Linked DNA regions of Homo sapiens: regions 1, 3 and 4 are each linked to region 2. Evidence: chromatin loops called from intact Hi-C (ENCODE). Cell type or tissue: B cell. All regions are shown on one strand. Region 1 overlaps HDAC9 (histone deacetylase 9). Region 2 overlaps HDAC9 (histone deacetylase 9). Region 3 overlaps HDAC9 (histone deacetylase 9). Region 4 has its middle 88 kb from the start of MIR1302-6.

What was found. Peaks named below come from ENCODE experiments on the same cell type or tissue, not always from the same donor. Only the 100,000 strongest peaks of a DNase experiment are listed, where the experiment ranks them.
Region 1: a loop joins it to region 2, with 2.7 times the contacts of the local background. A loop is called at or near these places in 2 of 110 quality-filtered maps.
Region 3: a loop joins it to region 2, with 2.3 times the contacts of the local background. A loop is called at or near these places in 40 of 110 quality-filtered maps.
Region 4: it touches region 2 in a loop (7-fold over the local background); 2 of 110 quality-filtered maps call a loop at or near these places.

What each region holds. Positions count from the first base shown.
Region 1 is chr7:18,564,692-18,569,691 of GRCh38, forward strand. The region is part of intron 2 of HDAC9 (histone deacetylase 9); the gene reads left to right. Among named protein-coding and RNA genes, the nearest start is that of HDAC9, 71 kb to the left of the region's middle. In B cell, no CTCF peak of the experiment used is centred here; a DNase peak (open chromatin) is centred at 2,330; H3K4me3 peaks cover 453 bases; H3K27ac peaks cover 3,188 bases.
Region 2 is chr7:18,664,216-18,669,215 of GRCh38, forward strand. It overlaps HDAC9 (histone deacetylase 9), which reads left to right. Exons shown (of 26, transcript NM_178425.4): 12 at 1,998-2,261. Among named protein-coding and RNA genes, the nearest start is that of HDAC9, 170 kb to the left of the region's middle. In B cell, CTCF peaks have their summits at 2,113 (motif pointing left) and 2,320; a DNase peak (open chromatin) is centred at 2,096; H3K27ac peaks cover 1,229 bases.
Region 3 is chr7:18,587,885-18,592,884 of GRCh38, forward strand. HDAC9 (histone deacetylase 9) reads left to right here. Exons shown (of 26, transcript NM_178425.4): 4 at 2,452-2,602; 5 at 3,632-3,758. Among named protein-coding and RNA genes, the nearest start is that of HDAC9, 95 kb to the left of the region's middle. In B cell, a CTCF peak has its summit at 3,043 (motif pointing right); a DNase peak (open chromatin) is centred at 2,517; H3K4me3 peaks cover 270 bases; H3K27ac peaks cover 881 bases.
Region 4 is chr7:18,213,204-18,218,203 of GRCh38, forward strand. It overlaps a transcript of HDAC9 not described here. Among named protein-coding and RNA genes, the nearest start is that of MIR1302-6, 88 kb to the left of the region's middle. In B cell, no CTCF peak of the experiment used is centred here; a DNase peak (open chromatin) is centred at 2,438; H3K4me3 peaks cover 530 bases; H3K27ac peaks cover 830 bases.

The DNA.
Region 1 (5,000 bases), 100 kb before region 2:
TTTCGTTAAGAGACTACTTTTGTATTAACATTTTACCATTAGATTTTATTGAAACACTATTCAAAGTCCTCAAAATTTCAATTTTATACCTTTTTATTTTTCTGTAAGATGAAGCAATGTCTTTAGAATGTTATTTTAAGCTCATCTTTGGGCTTCCACTGTTTCCTCTACTTGCCCTTATTTTAAACTGGAAAATCCATGAATGTAATGACCACATCTTAGGCTCTTTCATATTTCAAATGCCTAAGCCAGCATCAAATAAATGTATTTTATTTATTTATTTATTTATTTATTTATTTATTTATTTATTTATTTATTATTTTGAGGCGGAGTTTCACTCTTGTTGCCCAGGCTGGAGTGCAGTGGCACAATTTGGCTCACCGCAACCTCTGCCTCCCGGGTTCAAGGGATTCTCCTGCCTTGGCCTTCCGAGTAGCTTGGATTACAGCCATGCGCCACCACACCCAGCTAATTTTGTATTTTTAGTACAGACGGGGTTTCTCCACGTTGGTCAGGCTGATCTCAAACTGCCAACCTCAGGTGGTCCGCCCGCCTCAGCCTCCCAAAGTGTTGGGATTACAGGCGTGAGCCACTGTGCTCAGCCAAATAAATGTATTTTTTAAAAAATATCCCATGGTTTGTTTATCATATAATGTAAAATCAAGAATCCAAATATTTTTCAAAGGGTAGAGAATTTCTGTGAGTAATTTTTTCCTCAGCATCTTAATATCCAAACTCTACTTGCTCACAAGATTACTTAATCAGCATCATATCAGAGACAGCTTGCTGTGTTTACCATTGTTAGTTGGGCCAGCATATGTCCAAAACAGTTGGAATGAGAAAAACAGCCTTGACTTGAAGCCAAATTAGAGAGGGAGGAGGAGAAGAGTTCTTTAGCTGTTGAACAGGACTACATATTTTGGACAGTGTAGGGTACTTCTGTAGAAAAAAAGAAAAAAAAGGGTGGGGAATTCTTTCAGCCAAAAAACAAAGGTGCATTTTGAAATATCTAAATGCACTGAAATAATAAAAGCAAATTGGTGATGTTGTTTTAATTTTATTTATATAAGCCTTTGCAAGTAATGAAATCTTTTTATGTTAACCAAAAAAAGAAAGAAAGAAAGAAAAGTATTCTAAGATATTTATAATGTGGATAATTTTTTTTTTTTTCAGTTTTACCCTGGCAACTTTAATTGGCTTAGTGGTTTCTAATTCTGGGCAATTTTCTGTTTCTTTATTAAGCAATGTGGGAGCTGTTGAATAACCATCACATTTCATAGGATCAGAATAATATTTCTGATTTTTCTCAAACTGGGTATTATATTACTGTATAGTAAAAACTTTTTAAGTGAGGAAAATGTCTATTCTTGTTTTGCTAAGTAACATTACAAAAAGTAGATATTTTTGTGCATTCCACCCCCTTAAGAAGCAACTATTGTAGAAAGTGGTGTTTTCATTGAGAGAGAAAATGGAAAGTAATATTTTGCTATTTATTATGGAAAGTTAGAGGAGAGGTTTCCAAATACCACAATCAAGGAATAAAACAATTTTGACCACAACTGAATTTTATATATCAGGCAAAGCCTGTCCTAGGGTAGTTTTTAATTAGATAAAGCTTTCTTCAGAGTTCCTGCTTTCAATTCTCTATCATTTCTTATCTGGTAGGGATCCCGCTTGCTTCCTAGTACCTCTCCCTTTCTTTACATCAGAATCTATTATGTATGGTGGTTATTGATTTACCCAAAGAAGTCAATGAAGGCCAACAGCAGTTGCCTTTTGCATGAGATATACTTTCTGATAAAGACTAAAAAAGTAAATCACACACACATACACACAATTTTTAGGTGGGGAGGGAATAGCTTTGGCAGTAGAGGAAGCCTTGGGAATCACTGTTTTACCTCCCTGGTTTTATTTGTTTTATACATGAGAAACCCAGGATCCATAGACGTGGACTAATCAAGACTAGAACTGGAGACGCAGTGTTCTTTCTGCCAAATTCTGTTTCTTTACATTGACAAGGTATTGGGCATTAGCAAGCAATTGAGAGTAGACTGATAGAGATGTTAATTTATTCATTACTTGTTCTTTAAAACAACTGTATCCCATGCTTGTGAGAATCAAGCAAGATGACAAAGGTTTGTTACCAACGAGTTTGGTAAAGCATTTTCAGAGGAGTGTAGTGGATGTAGTAGGTTTGTACTCTAGGACCTGGAGGTGAGAGAAGACAGAGGAAGGATGTACCATACCGTATGTTCAGAATCAAACCTTCCCTCAGGTCCTGAGGTTATCAGGTCAAGTGTGTCGCAAGGCCTAGCTTCCTCTTTGCTAAAGATGAGTTTTTCTTAGGTGGTGCCTTAGTCATTCATGCAAATAGACATCTGCAGTGCCAGCCCCACCTGCTCTCCAGACATGCCCAGTAGTTTTTGAACCTTGGCTTTGAGTATGTCCTGCAGCATGCCAAATTTATCTCGAGGGGAATAAGCCCAAGTGAACCGCCTACGTAAATCTAACCAAGACAGGCCTGATGTGGCGGGTTGAATTTCTATGTTGAACTAAGGAATCGCATGGGGTTCTATGGCTATACTTCTCCCCCCTAACTGGGCAAGGCGAGGAAACCTGAATAACAACCCCTATACAAGAGCATTTACCTTAGCATAGAGACAAATTGCACTGTTTGTTGTTCTCTCATTTCTTTTGTTTAACCATGATAATACTTACCTTTTTAGCTTCAAGATTTATAAATTCCAAGCAATTCATTTAAAGCATTTTTTTAAAAGCTTGAACTTAAAATTTTGTATAATGTGTTCTCTAGCTACTGAATATTCTACTGGTCTAATCTAAGTTATATTATAAATTTTGTGGAAAATAAGCAGAAGCCATTTGATTCAGAATGCCTTTGCTAAGCTCTATGATTAGCAATGTATTTCCTATGATTTTGGGTTATATAAATTTAAATTTGCATTAATATCTGGAACAACATTTGGGTAAATATTTTTCCCATAGTTTTTAAACAATACCTAACTACCAGAACTATCTTGCATGAAGCACAAAATTTCTGTAGTGGTTTGACTACAGATCTATTACTAGGGTGATAGCCAAACTTGTAGTATTATTATTGCAGCTTTGAGGTGTATAAGATGTTTCTTTAAAACCTCAAGGTTTTAAAACATTCAGAATAAACTATATCAACCCACACATTAACAAACATTTAAATGTCAAATAAGCAGAATATCCTTTAATTTCTAACCATCCCTTTGCAAAACCCATTCCAATGTTGGTTTCTATAAAATATACTGGGGCCTTGTTAGTTTATACATACAGGATATATGTATATGTATATATATATATATATATATATATATGTAAGCTTAGAATTATGTAGCAACTGCTGCACAGATTGGAACAGTCTATGTATGTCTTTCGCTATAATTTATTAAAAGAAATTTCAATTCAATAAGTATTTGTTCTATTTGTAGCTTATTGAAGGGTATACAATCTCTGTCTCATGGAAAAAGAGATAATTTAGGAGAACACTCCTGAATCTTTTACTATGGAATATTATACAGGATCTTTCATTAGGACCATTCTAAATTAATATTTACCATATTATTAAATATGCAAGATAAAAAACACTGAAAAATAATATTGTATATGTGACAATGGCAAAGCTAACTGTAACCTGTCTAGTGCTCATTATTCTCGTCTGTGAAATGGGGATAATAGTAAAGCTGTGTATTCAAAGAGAAAGTCCATCCAAAAGTCATAGCTAGCGCTCAGCATATGTTGCTCATTTTAAAGTGCCATCATTCTTATTTATATTTTTGTTTTCCAGTTGACTGCGTATTGTGAAGAGCAAGCAACAAAGTCTAAAATTAGTATATCAATCTAGTGAAAATACTTAGAACTTGTTTTATATGGTGTTCTCCTGTCATGTTCTATTTCCTAATTATGTTTTATTTTAGATGAAATACACTATGATAATTTTTAACCTAATTCATTCAACCATTATAGCAGAGAGGTAGCTTGGAAATTTGTTTGTCACAGGGACATCCCACCATGTGAGAATAAAAATTGGGCCGGGCGCAGTGGCTCACACCTGTAATCCCAGAACTTTGGGAGGCCGAGGCGGGTGGATCACCTGAGGTTGGGAGTTCGAGACCAGCCTGACCAATATAGAGAAACCTCCTCTCTACTAAAAATACAAAATTAGCTGGGCGTGGTGGCACATACCTGTAATACCAGCTACTCAGGAGGCTGAGGCAGGAGAATCGCTTGAACCCGGGAGGCGAAAGTTGCAATGAGCCGAGATCACGCCATTGCACTCCAGCCTGGGCAACAAGAGCAAAATTCTGTCTCAAAAAAATAAATAAATAAATAAAATAAAATAAAATTTGGCTATAGATTGATTCTCAGGAGTTCGCAAACTTTCTGTTAGGGGCAGATAATAAATATTTGAGATTTTGCAGCCTGTACTATCTCTGTGGCATTCAATTCTGACTTTTTAGTGCAAAAGCAGCTATACACAGTAAGTCAATGAATGAGAGTGGCTGTGTTCCAATTAATTTTATTTGTAAACACTGAAATTTGAATTTCATATATTTTTATGTCACAAAATATTTTCCTTTAAAAAATTGTTTTCCCAACCATTAAAAATGTAACAATCATTCTTAGGTTGCAGGCCATAAAAAATTAGGCAGGCTGGATTTGACCCATGAGCCACAGTTTCCTAACTCCTGTTCTGCATAGTTACCTTCATTATAAATATTTTCAATAATTTCTTATACTTTTGATTGTACAAAGAGGTATGGCTTCAAATTACAGACTGATATCTCAGAGCTGTGCTTAAAGTATTGAGAAGCATTCTGTAATGCTGATGGTTTTCTCAATATTGGCTAATTCTATAAACAGATACTATGAGTTCTGCCAGAAATAGAAATTCTAATGACAGTCTAATTAAATAGAAGCCATGGAGAAGAATTATTACATTTTCTTATGCCAAA
Region 2 (5,000 bases):
CTTAAAGTCATCTAAACCATGAGTAAATGAATGTCCTCCTTCTCCCGACTGCCCAGTAACAATGGATGTTAGATGGTAGGCACAAAGGAAATTCATATTCAAATTTCTTCATTGTGATATGAGTTTTGATTGGTATATGTTTTCTTAGCTTGATCTTGTCTGACTTACTTTGGTGATATTTAGGTCTTATATGTGTTTTTCCTAAGTTATATTTTATTTCTCTAGATTCTTACTCTTCACCCAAATATATTATAAATTGTATCATCTACTTTAACATTATCTTTCGGCATGTTCCTCTGGTTCTCAAACTCCACTAGCCTTTTGGTGACTTAGATGCGCTGGTCTCCTTTTCCAATCCAAAGTCCCCACAGACTCTGCCTTCTACCAGAAATGCTCCCCACCCTTATTTCCGCCCCTGCTTCCCACCCCTCACACATGTAACTTACTCCTTTCCATCCTTCATTCTTTGTGTCTAAACCTAAATATAACACTTCCTCAGCTTAACTCCCTTAACAATCCCCATTTCCACTGCTATGCCAAGCAGTATGTGCTCTTATAACACCTTGTGTTTCTTTCTTCAAAGCATTTTGTCATACTTGAAAATAGGAATAAGTATTTGAAGCTTTCTAAGACATTCACTAAAAGCTCCATGAGGGCAGAGCAGTGGCTATTTTTCTAATGCTTAGCATGGTGTCTTGAACATAGTTGGCACTCAGTAAATATTTGTTGAACAAATGAATGAAAATTCCTAATAAATCTACCTACAGTGAAATCAAAGGACTTTGTTAGTGTGTTCAGGGCCATTTGAGGTTGCGTGGACTGCAGGAAAGTCTATAAGCCTAAAGAGGCTGAGGTGTCCATCTAAGTCTGAGTACTTAAGTATTCACATTTTAAAACATGTATTTTGTAATTATGTGTGAGTGGGAGGTAAGCATGAATTTGACAAAGAAAAATCTGCATTCATGTTTATGGTGGTAGTATTATAAGTGTGCTGCTAGTTACAATAATTGGCATGTTGCTTACATAGGCACTGACTTAGCAGAAAACTTAGCAACTCTTGAAAACACAGTTCAAGGTCTGCAGATGATTTGGTCCACAGGGCCACTGTGAAATAAAACAAATGACCAGTGTGAGACAAAATAATCTTGAGACTTTTTCCCCATTTATTGAGCTTTCATGTTATGATATTTTGCTATTGTTTAAGTTAGGCATATTGTCAGTTATCTTTTAAAATCATTAAGCAGTTAATTCATTGACTTCTGAAAACTAAGTTCAATCTAATTTATAAAATAAATAAAATGTCTAAATAATGATTTCCAAATTAAAAAATAATTTCCTGATTCTTTTCTAATATTTAATTTCCATTTGAGTCTGTTCATAAAACATCTTATTGTTAATTTTTTTTAAATCATACACCTCTTTAAAGTTCAGAATATCAAAATAAATATTTCTAGTTCTTACAAATATATATAAGAAGATGCTTTTTCATTTGACTGTCGTTTCTCTGTATAGGTACAAGAAAATTAGACAAAGACTATTAGCATTTGTGTTCTGGCTTTCATAGCGTTTAACATTCGTTGAAAAATGATATTGACAACATTTTTTATCACCCCCTTTATCTTTTGAGAAAAGTATTATTCCCAGGTTCAACTTTCAAAACATGTCCTTTTGAAAGTTTCAGGGTTTCCATGGATAGTTTATTTACCTTTTTCTACACCATGTTCTAACTGCATTAAAGAGTGATCCATTAAAAAGAAAAAACAATCCAACACTTAAAGACCTTATTCACTGCCTACTGGACCCATACAATATGGAATAATGGGACTACTTTAGATTTAGTATTACTGAGGAAACTTGTTGCCTACAAGTTCATTCTGAAATTTATGTTCAATGATTAGAAATCACAGTGTATGAGTTATTAGAAATCAAAGTGTAATTTGCTTCTCTGTTACCATGAAGAACTACTGAATTTTGAACCCCTGAACACTCTCTTCTAGCTGCTTTCGAAATCTATTGAACAACTGAAGCAACCAGGCAGTCACCTTGAGGAAGCAGAGGAAGAGCTTCAGGGGGACCAGGCGATGCAGGAAGACAGAGCGCCCTCTAGTGGCAACAGCACTAGGAGCGACAGCAGTGCTTGTGTGGATGACACACTGGGACAAGTTGGGGCTGTGAAGGTCAAGGAGGAACCAGTGGACAGTGATGAAGATGCTCAGATCCAGGAAATGGAATCTGGGGAGCAGGCTGCTTTTATGCAACAGGTAATAGGCAAAGATTTAGCTCCAGGATTTGTAATTAAAGTCATTATCTGAACATGAAATGCATTGCAGGTTTGGTAAATGGATATGATTTCCTATCAGTTTATATTTCTCTATGATTTGAGTTCAGTGTTTAAGGATTCTACCTAATGCAGATATATGTATATATCTATATAGAGGTCTTTCTATATACTGATCTCTATATAGATATCAATGTTTCATTGAAAATCCACTGGTAAGGAAATACCTGTTATACTAAAATTATGATACATAATATCTGAGCAGTTAATAGGCTTTAAATTTATCCCAAAGCCTGCTACACCAATTACTTCTAAAGAAAACAAATTCACTGTTATTTTGAGTTTATGTGTTGAGATCAGTGACTGCTGGATAGTCTCCCAGTCTGATCAATGAAGCATTCGATTAGTTTTTGATTTTTTGCAACATCTAGAATTTAATTTTCACATCACTGTACATAATGTATCATACTATAGTCTTGAACACTGTTAAAGGTAGTCTGCCCCTTCCTTCCTCTCTCTTTTTTTAGTTAAGTAGAAATGTTCTGGTCACCATGCCAGTAGTCCTAGGTTATTGTGTAGGTTGCAATTGAACATATTAGGAATACAGGTGGTTTTAAATATATAGATGCAAATTGCAGCACTACTTTAAATATTAGATTATGTCTCACATAGCACTGCTCATTTTACTTTTATTTTGTGTAATTTGATGACACTGTCTATCAAAAAAGAGCAAATGAAGCAGATGCAAATGTTAGTGAGAAGTAATGTGCAGCATTATGGTCCAATCAGATACAATATTGTGTCTACAATTGCAAAAAACACAGTAACAGGATGAATATTATCTGATATCAAGTCAAAATCAGTTTGAAAAGAAGGTGTATCATATTTTATATTGTCACTAGAATCTCTTAAGTATAATTCCATAATGACATGGGCATATACCGTAACATTCTGGCAAATAACAATTAGAAAAGATAGGTTTAACAAAAAAATTTACTTGTATATAATGCACCTTCAGGAGGACTATGTCCTTTGATGCTATAAAATACAAACAACTTTGAAGGCAACAGAAGACACTGTTTATTCAAGTCAGTTCTTTGTCAGGTTCCTGCTGTTCTCCTACAGAAAAGTGATTCTGTGAGGGTGAACAGGAAATGCCTTGTGGAAACAGGAAGTCCAAGTGATTCATGTACTGAGGAATGTAGGAAAAAAAATCTGAGGATAGTGCTTTACTCTTTCTGTTTTTAAAGGGCACTCTATGAATTGATTTATTGTCTAAGAAAATAACACCACAAGTAGGGAAATTGTTACGGAAGCTTTTCACTGGAACATTTCCTTCATATTCCCTTTTGATATGTTTACCTTGTTTTATAGGTTTACTTTTGTTAAGCTAGTTAAAGGTTCGTTGTATTAAGACCCCTTTAATATGGATAATCCAAATTGACCTAGAATCTTTGTGAGGTTTTTTCTATTAAAATATTTATATTTCTAAATCCGAGGTATTTCAAGGTGTAGTATCCTATTTCAAAGGAGATATAGCAGTTTTGCCAAATGTAGACATTGTTCAACTGTATGTTATTGGCACGTGTTGTTTACATTTTGCTGTGACATTTAAAAATATTTCTTTAAAAATGTTACTGCTAAAGATACATTATCCTTTTTTAAAAAGTCTCCATTCAAATTAAATTAACATAACTAGAAGTTAGAAAGTTTAAAAGTTTTCCACATAATGAAAGTCCTTCTGATAATTTGACAAATAGCTATAATAGGAACACTCCCTATCACCAACATATTTTGGTTAGTATATTCCTTCATATTAAAATGACTTTTTGTCAGTTGTTTTGCATTAAAAATATGGCATGCCTAAGATAAAATTGTATATTTTTTCCATCTCATAAATATTCATTTTCTTCAAAGTCTTTTTTCAATCTCATAAAAAAGGGATAGTGCATCTTTTAAAATACATTTTATTTGGGGAGGAACATGTGGCTGAGCAGACTTTTGTATAATATTACTTCAAAGATATGTAATCACAAACAAAAAAAACTATTTTTTATAATGTCATTTGAGAGAGTTTCATCAGTACAGTTGGTGGACGTTAATTGTTTGAATTTGATAGTCTTTGAATTTAATCAAGAAACTACCTGGAACCAGTGAAAAGGAAAGCTGGACTTAAATAATCTTAGAATTAATTGATAAATGTCTCTTTTAAAATCTACTGTATTTATTATAATTTACACCCTTGAAGGTGATCTCTTGTTTTGTGTTGTAAATATATTGTTTGTATGTTTCCCTTCTTGCCTTCTGTTATAAGTCTCTTCCTTTCTCAAATAAAGTTTTTTTTAAAAGATCCCCTTTCATACACTTGGCTTTGTGTAAACTTGCCGTATTTAATCGAAGTTGAAGCTTGCACACTAGATCTCATATATCAAAATACATTGCCAGTCTTTGTTGAAACAAGAAAATAAAGACATTTTGAGCAGTTACATCTAATACCATTAAAAACAATAAATTCAGCAATAATGACTTTCAACTATTTACATCCAAAATTTTCAAATAGCTAACACATGTAAAATTTGTTTCATTTTCCTTTTGCCAGTGTAAACTTTTTCATGATATGTTATCATGTTTGGTATTTAAATTAAAATGTCAACTTCTAAATATAAAACTTTATCTAAATAGATGTCAGTTCCTAACTTTGCTCAACTTAAAAAATTATTTT
Region 3 (5,000 bases), 76 kb before region 2:
GAAAGATTAAAGTTCAAATACATTGGGGCTTTGGGTGAAGCACCAAATTAATTTGACCAACCCAAGTATCTATATAGAATTTAACAGTAAGGCAGAATTTAAGCATTCCTTCTGCTACCATGGAATATTATTTCATTACAATGGAATAATAACACCCATTAAGGGAGTGTATTGAAGCCAAAACACCAAAGATTTTAATATGAAGAGTAACCAGAAATGCTTCTAACTATGTCCTTCTGGGAGTAATAAGGCTATTATGGTTGATATACAGAGTTAGCTTCCTGTTGCTCCAGAGTGACTCTGATGCCATTCCATATAATAGCTTTTTATTTTTGTTCTATTACTTTTTGGTGTAAAATCAAGAGTTTTAGGCACCTAATGTAAAAAACAAAATTTACTAATTTCATTAGTATTGAAAGTTACAAACACATGTTGGGTATCCCTTATCTGAAATGCCCGGGACCAGAAATATATCAGATTTTGGATTTTTTTTTCTGGATTTTGGAATATTTACATATCTGTACATAATGAGAGTCTTGGAGATGGGACTCAAGTCAAAAATATAAAATTCATTTATATTTCATATACACCTTATACACATAGCCTGAAGGTAATTTTATACAATATTTCCAATAGTTTTGTGCTTCAAACAAAGTTTGGGTACATTGAACCATCAGAAAGGAAAGGTGTCATTGTCTCAGCCACCCATGTGGACAATCTCTGGTTGTTTGGCATCACTGTTGTTGCTGAGTCTGAATGTGAGGAACATGCCATTGGCATGTCTTGCCCACACACACACCATTTTGTTATCTTTTGTGGGTGTGCTTATGTGGGGGAATCTGGGCGTGTGTGAAAAAAATATATTGCAGCTGAAAGGGGGCTGGAAGGGTCTTTTTTCCCATGGTGAAGCTGACTAAACTTTGTGCTGTGTGCCTGCATTTTGACTGGAACTCATCACATGAGGTCAGGTATGGAATTCTCCACTTGTGGCATCATGTCAGTGCTCAAACTATTTCAGATGCTGGAGCATTTAGGATTTTGGATTTTCAGATTAGGGATGCCCAACCTATAATAATAATAATTAAAATCAGTAGGGTTCAAACTTAAAAACTAAATTTTATGTACGTTATGAATATGCGGCTGAAGAGAGATATTCTCTCTCTTACATATGAGGAAGTATGGCTCCGAGTAGTTTAGTAACTTGTCCGGATTTCATATCTACTAATGTCAGAACCTAAGGAGAACTCAAGGTCTTTAGTTACTCCTCAGTGTGCACATTTACTATAGTTCATAGATATATATTTCTCAGTCTGAGTGGAAATAGACATCTCAAGATGGCTATTAAAAAAGAATGCTTCAGGCTGGGCAAGGTGGCTCACACCCGTAATCCCGGCAGTTAGAGAGGCCAAGGTTGGAGCATCACTTGAGGCCAGGAGTTTGAGACTAGCCTGGGGAACATGGCAAGACTTTGTCTCCACTAAAAATGATAATTTTAAAAAATTAGCCAGGAGTGGTTGTATATGCCTGTAATCCTAGCAACTTAAGAGGCTAAGGTGGGAGTATCGCTTGAGCCCAGGAGATTGAGGCTGCAGTGAGCTATAATGGTGCCACTGCAATCCAGCCTGGGCAACAGAGTGAGACCCTGTCTCAAGAATAAAAATAAAAATAAAAAAGAGTGCAAGAATGCATCATATTCATGTCATTCATTGTTTGAGAGTGAATTCAAGGGATTCAGAAAGCTAAACAATAGTGCATTAAAATGAAGTTTTGTGGAAGTGGTTTCTTCTTGACCAGTGTCTTTAATCTAAAAGCTTTTATGTGCTGAATGAAAGAATAAAGCTTCTGCTATTTTGATATTTTGAGAGACTATATGTATATAATATATTCTACATATTATGAATATATACATTGCATTAGTCTATTGAGAACTTGCTCTGTAAGATTTTGAAATTTTTAGCATTTGTTTACTTCAGGTAAACTTCCCCCAAATTAATTTAATATCTCACCATTCTGTATTTGCGTTGATTATTTTTACACCATTTTTTAGGCTAAGAATGGAAGATTTCAGTTGTTCATTTATAATGTGAGGGACTTTGTAAAATAGGCTTCTGGGCAGTCCCTACCTTTTCCTGTTTGTATGTTCAAAGAAAAGTCATTAAGGGAACTAAAGATTTAATTAAAGGAAATGGGAAGACCTGAGTGAATTTAACAGTTAGTTTTGATAGGGATGCACAGATAATGGAGCTACCTAAAACTTGCCTGTTGATGACGTTAAGACCTTCACTGCATTAGTTGCTTGTCCTTAGATTTCAATGATTTACAGAAAAAGTGGGTACAAATATGAACTAAATACAAACAAGTTCCAAAAGCTCATAACATTTCAGTTTTGGTCAGTGATGACTATGAAGCCTAAAGAAATTGCACACTCTCATGTCTTTCTCTTCTCGCAAGTTGCAACAGGAACTTCTAGCCATAAAACAGCAACAAGAACTCCTAGAAAAGGAGCAGAAACTGGAGCAGCAGAGGCAAGAACAGGAAGTAGAGAGGCATCGCAGAGAACAGCAGCTTCCTCCTCTCAGAGGCAAAGATAGAGGACGAGAAAGTAAGAGGCACCAGGGTAAACGATGGACTCTCTTTCCTCATCGTTAGCTGATCATTATTCAGAACAAAGCCTGATAAAGAGTGCGGTTAGACTCGTCAAAATTATCTGTGTTTAATTAAAAGCATAGATTACAGACCCAACTGTAAAGTTTTGACATTTACATACCAGCTCACATCATTGAGTCTGCAGAGCGTCTCAAGAAGCAAACGTAACATTATCTGGCAAAGGTGCTGATTTCTGTTGTTTTGAACCTTAAAAATAATGTAATTCTAAAGCAGTCTAATATATGCCATCTTGTTTAATAATCAGCTTGTATCCACATCTCCTGACTATGCCTTCCTTACTCCTGGCCAAGTAATAATTGCTCTCTAAGTAAAGCCTTGCCTCCATTTAGTTTTGGCATACTCAAACTTTGAGAAGATTTAAGACATAACACATGCAAAAGAACTATCCACAAGAGGGAGACAGATCCAAATAATTCCCCTGTATTAGGTCAGTTCAAAATCAGGTCGTAGCAAAGTTTAAAATTTGATGACTTGAACTGGAATTGTCAGCAATATTTATTTGTTTAATGCTCAAAGGGTTTTTTTAAAAACTAAGGTTTTCAAACTAGCAACTCAGAAAAGATTATTTTAATGTGTTTAAGGGATTTAATATGGATCTAATCCCTCAAGATAACTTGATTATTAAAATACAGTGTTTTGTTCCTCTGCAGTATTTTTTAAACTTAAAAAAGTTGATTTTGGGAATTCCCTCTTTGCAAAAGTAATTAAAGAAATAGCTGAAAGTCTTTTGAAAATTTGCAATTTAAGTAGTATTTATAAAGCATTACTGTACTATTTTCTAAAGCATATTTGGACTGTGGTTTCTTCTTTTAATAGGAAAACTTTATGTGCTGTGACCAGCGATTTTACTTCTTAATCTTTGTCAAATATTCTAGAGGCATGAGAGGACAAAACTCACCATCAACATCTGTTTCTGTGTGTGTATGTGTGTGTGTGTGTGTGTGTGTGTGTGTGTGTATTTCAGGGGCAGTGGCAAGTACAGAAGTAAAGCAGAAGCTTCAAGAGTTCCTACTGAGTAAATCAGCAACGAAAGACACTCCAACTAATGGAAAAAATCATTCCGTGAGCCGCCATCCCAAGCTCTGGTACACGTATGTTCAGTGTTTGGCTGTTTTCATTCCTGGGGTAAAGAACACAGGTTCTGTATTTAGCCGACCTGGGTACACATCCTTAGCCTGCCATTTCTCAGCTGTCTGGCTGTGGGCAAGTTCCTTCAGTTCTCTAAGGATCAGTTTCCTTCTCCATAAAAAGAGGAAAATAATAGTGCATGCCCTCTAGGGTTGCTGGCACGGTCCTATAAAATAACATGGTAAGGTACATAACAGAGAGAAGTGCTAAATAAATGGTAGCATTTATCAACTTGAGGGCAAGGAAGTATATATGTTCTTTGATGAATGAATAACTGACAAATGTGAGGTGGGCAAAGAAATTTGTATTTTGCATTTTTCCATTCTCAACTGGTGCATTTGGTATCTATATAGTAATTTCAAAAGGTTTAGCAGATTGTGATTTTATTACACTTGACTTGGTGTAAGATGGAGGTCAGAGCTATTTTCAAAAATCTAGTAGAATTTTGTCTCAAATGAAGAAAAAAGGAAGGAAGAAAGGAAGATAAGGGAGGGTAGGGAAGGGAAGTTGAGAGGTTGCTAAATAAATAACTCTAAGTCTTCAGTGAATAGTTTACCCCTGCCCACCTCACTTCATTTCTTCCCAGACAGCAAAATAATAGCTTGGCTCCTGACACACAACCTGACAACATAATACACTGTGGTATTGTGGTTTTTATAGAACTGTATTTCTGTAAGTCCAATACACAAATATTTCAATAAAATATAGAGGATGTGGTGATTTTAAAACTCAGGGCAAAGAACTGATAGGCAAATCATATATGGATAATAAACTAATAGATAATAGTTTCATTTCTTTCTTAGAAGTGTTTGCCAAATGACCATATATTTTTACACTTATATATTTTTCAATCCCTCACACCATTAAAGATAGGAATAGTACTTGATTACTCTGTTATATTAATATTGTAAGCAGCCTGGGAGTTCTATTTAAAGAGTTAATGTACTTATAAGGCTATTTTATAGGTATCCGCCCTTCTCTGCATCCCAAAACAGGTAACAGACAGATACCATAATGTTTTATAAATACTTTTTAATGATTTTCATAATTTCTGTCATGTATATCAGTTGACATGAAAAACAAATCTCTGAAAAACAATTTCAAATATTCAATCAATATCACGAATGATTTAAAAAGAAACACGATTTTGTTACCTAAAACTACACACATAATTTATAGCTAATTCATAATTCAAAATTAAAGTC
Region 4 (5,000 bases), 450 kb before region 2:
AGAGTACTGTTCAAAAGTTATTGTATGCCAGTGATTAATTTTTCAATTTGGCATTTAGAGAATGATGAGCAGTATTCATGACCTCCCCCTCCATTTTTCTCCTTACAACCTCATGTATATATAAGAGACCAGGATTTTTCATATTTGAAATTATGTTGCTTTACGTGTAGAAAGATGGTTTAGCTAATTTTTAACTTTCTTCTACCCATGTCTAATTACTATAAACTCTGATAATAGTTACTGAATTATTGCTTGCTTACAGATGCTTATTAATGTGGTAGTTCTTGGGATTTTTCTTTTATGATCGTATTCTTTGAGAAGAAATTTTCTCTGTTAGTCTTATGTAGCCATGACTGATTTTCATCAGCTGAGGACTGCAAACGTAGTCACTGATATTGGCTGAATTCTAATTTTATTCAGCTCCTATTCAGACAAAATAGTAAAGCTAAATGTGTAAGCTATTCACACTGTAAGACCTAAACTCAGATACAGCCTACTTTTAGGAGATGTGAAACTATCAATTCTTCCATTTTCACTGGTGGCACCACTTCTTGGAAAAGCGTATTTAAGCCCTGGTTTCCCATTACAGGAATTGAAATATTCTGTGCTTTATTTCTTGAGACATGTCTACCAGGCATCATGTAACAGACTGTGAAGTACCTTTGAAGGATCTCTTGAGTCATAATTTTTCCATAATTCCAGTCCTTCCAGCTTTGTAAGTTTAGTAATCACCCAGCAGTTGTTTTTTTCCTTCCCCAGTTTAAGAGGAGAGGGTATTTCATTTCCAGGATAAGTGATATTAGAACATAAACATCATTATAATAGTAGCTACAGGTTTATTTACTCTTACCAGGAACTATGCTAATCACTTTATACATTATTGCATTTAAGCCTCACTACAACATAGTATTATAAGGTATATATTTTTATTCTGTTTTGCAGATAAGGATGTCACTATTAATATAACATTTTTATATTAATAGAGTATAATTGTTCTAGAATTATCACTAGAATGATGATTATTCAACATCATACAGAAAGTATTACAGCCAGAATTTGAAGCTACTCTTGTATTAATGGTGTGTCTGGCTCAGGATCTTTAATTCCACCCATTAAGCTATGAAAATTGGCATTTGACCTAACTAGGGCTGCTTTTTCAGAGGTAAATGCATGCCTCTGGCCATCTTCATATACTTCAAGGAATTTACAGTATTGCTTCTTAGCATTTATTTTAAGCTCAGATTGTATGTGAAAGAGTCTGATCTCTCTCATCCCACCTTGTTAGATGAATTATAACTGATGTGCTTTAAAAATAATTCATACTGCTGGGGAAAAAATCTCACTTTGATGCTTTTCCAGTATATAGTTAAGAATTACACTGATGGGTAGTAATTGAAGAAATTGGTAAGCACTTGTGTGATATGAAACAGCATAGGAAACTTATATATAATATATGATAGCCATTATATATAAGCTTATATATAATGTGTATAACATTTACAAAAGCAAAATAATACCTTTATGTTTTTATTTAACAAAGTGAGATAAATTCATTAGTGAATGCAGCAGGGCATACCTGCAAATTCTGTCATAGGTAGCAGGAAATAAAGCAAAGCATTGTTTATAAAAAGACCTCTTTGTTATGGTTCTGTCCACTCAAAGCAAACTGATGGGGGCATGGAAAAGATCTTATTACTTTTGACTATTTTGGAAGAGCATACTGTTGGTATTATTTTCATTTGCAGCTATAAAATGGTACTTCTTGAAAGATACCATAAAATAATAGAACAGTTTATACTTAAGTACTATGGTATGATAATGGGCTTATGCTGTTTGTTAGCAAAGAGTTGGTGTTATTTGTTGTTTCTTGGAAATGAAAGGGAGAAACAGATAATATTCCTTTCTAATAAATGGATTATTCTATTCTACCCTATTCTATTAGACAATTTTATATCCAAACAATTACTGAACTCTATTTTTCATATTTCACAGAGTTGTACGCAAGATCTAGATTTGAATATGAAATCTGATACCTCCGTGGGCCAGTCGAAAAAAGCATTTTGATATCATTAGATGAGAGACATTATAGACATATTAGTTCTAGAGAAAGTCCCGGTCCTTTCTTTATGTCAAGAGATTTGTGTTAGAAAGAGCCAACAAGGCCTATGCACTCAATTAATATACATCAGTTTTCTGTTAGCATGTAAGGTCCTATAGTTGGTGTTCAAGAAAAGAACATGATACATGAAAAGTGATCTTTGCCAAATGTATCCATGTTTATGCTAATGTGGGTAAATTGTTCCTCTTTTACCATGTGAAGGATTGGTAGCTTAATAGTTTGCTTTGCTTAAATGATTTTATGTGGCAGTGTTGAGGATCTGCAGAAGTGACTGTGTCCTTGCCCTCAAAGAACTTTTGGCATTTGGCACCAAAAGGGGGCACTGCTCTCTTGTGACATAAAATGTAGTCCCCGAATAGTGGGGCTTTTGAAGGTTAGTGACTCCAAAGGAAATAGTAGATGAAAGGAAAACGTATTTACTTCATCTCATGGGGGTCTTTCTTGCCTTGGTCTTCCTGAAGAAAAGATAAGCATTGGGCTGAAAATGTTTGTTATATACCCTTGGGCACCATTGGCATATTCCAAGCTGTTTTTGTCAATCATATAAATACATATTTAGACAATTTCTGAAACATTTCTCATAAAGAAAGAAGTCATTCATCTGGTATATCATATTCATATGCATGATGGCTTTCTAGAGTTGTGTCATTTCTTCACTATGGCTTCTCTCGTCTCGCACCTCTTCAGAAGGCACCCTTCCTTTCTTTTTTCAGTAAATACCACAATTTTATTTTTAGGTGTATGCAGCATGAAATGTATGTGTGTATGTGTGTGCCTGCGTGTCTGTGTGTGTGTGTGTGTGTGTGTGAGAGAGAGAGAGAGAGAGACAGAGAGAGTTTGAGAGATAGAACAGAGAGATTGATTAATTGGTTGATTGATTAGTTGGTTAGTTGGAGCTTTTCCCAGAAAGTTTTCCAACTGTTCTTATTGGCATATTTGAAAGTTTAACAAAATCTCATTAAAGTTCATGGATTTCACTGAAATCTCTTATTTTTATTAGATAATCAGTAATATTATAAGTATACATAATCTGCCATCCCAATATTTTCAAATTTTAGTTCTTTTTCTATCGTATTGGTAAGAATGTTACAGTTTCTTCCTAATGTTGGTGATAGGCATCTGTACATCTGGTTTTGTTGGAAACAACTCTGCTAAATGTTTAATAAGGTGCTCATTGTAAGTTAAAGATAGGGAATCTTTATTATATTATAGAACTACCCTGGCCTATGCACATGTATTGAGATGACTGCATGTTATTTAGCATGCAGGGATAGGTTCTGTTTTAACATATTTTGACCTATTGATGTCGTAACTTCATTAGTAGATTACCTAGTATTAAACCATTCTGGGATTTCTGATGTAAACACAATTGGACATGTTTTATTATTATTTAATATGCTGTTGGGTTTGGAATGTATTTCATCTAGCATTTTTGCCTCTATATTTGTGATACTGAATGATAGTTTTCTGTTTTGTCAGCTGGTTTTCAGGTTTTAGTGTCAGGGTTACTAGGCCCATCACTTATGATTATACAAGTTGTACACTGCCACCTATAATATTGTCATTTGCATAGTTATTATGACAGTTTTACAAAGGAGGACAGTAAAGTATCTTGAGGAAGGGACTTTTTTTTAAAACCGTATTGACTTACCATATCAACTAGCAGAATGTAACATTCTAAAACAGATTTTTAAAAAATTCCATATTTTTCCATTCCTTCAATGTTTAAAAGAATCCACGCAAAAAATCAGTCAGGTTTATTTGACAATAGTTGTTTACTTAAATTTCTTCTAGAACTGTTCATCTCTTTAGGGTTTATATATTCTACTCAGCTGGGATGATCTTTTAATTTTATTGAACTATTAAAATTCATTCTTTAACAACCAACTATACATAATATTCTTTATAATTCTTTTATTCTTTTCTGTGTTTTTCATCCCCCTTTTGTTACTTTACTATTTTATCTTTTTCTTGAATATTAAGATTTGCCTTTTGTTTTCCTCTTTTTTCCTTCTCCAAATACTTTTGGCTTTATTTACTGGAATGTAATATTTTAGTATTTGAAATTAACAACTGTTTTTATCTTTATTATTTTTTCCTCTTGCTTTCCTTAGATATAGTTTGTTCACTTTTTTAAAAGGTATTTGCATTGAATATTTAGCTTTCTTATTTTCTCTTATTTTTTATTTTCAAAGGACCTTTTTGGGTACTTTTAAAGTTTGCTAATTTACTGTAACTGGAACATTTAATATGGAGTTGAACCAACTAACATAGGTGTGCTATCCATGTGAGAATCCTTCGGAAACATTTAGCTTGACAAATTGAAACACTGGAATTAATCTTAAAAATCTGTATTAGGATTGCATTGACAATGTCTAGTGTTTTAAAATGGCAGTTTATTCTCTGATTTTAAAAGCAGTACAAGTTATCCGTGGATATTTGGAAAATATAGAGAAACATGCTTAGCTATGTAACAATTACCCTAAAATTTAACAACTTAAAATGACAAACATTAATTTTCTCACACAGTTTCTGAGGGTCAGAAATCTGGGAGAGGTTTAACTGGGCCATTTTTGCTGTGTCTCTCCTAAAGTAGTAGTCAGGCTGTGGGCTGGAGCTGCTGTTATCTGAAGGCTTGAATGGGGCTGGAGGACCCATTTCAAAAATGATTCACTCACATGGCTATTGACTGGAGGCCTTAGTTCCTCACTGGCTATTGGCAAAAGATGTTGGTTTTTTTGCCATGTGGGCCACTTCTTGCTGCAGAGTGAGTGATCCAAGACAGAGTAAAGTGGAAGCTACAATGTCTTTTATGAACTACTTTCAGAAGTTACATACTGGCTGGGTGCAGTGACTTGTGCCTATAATTCTAGCAGTTTGG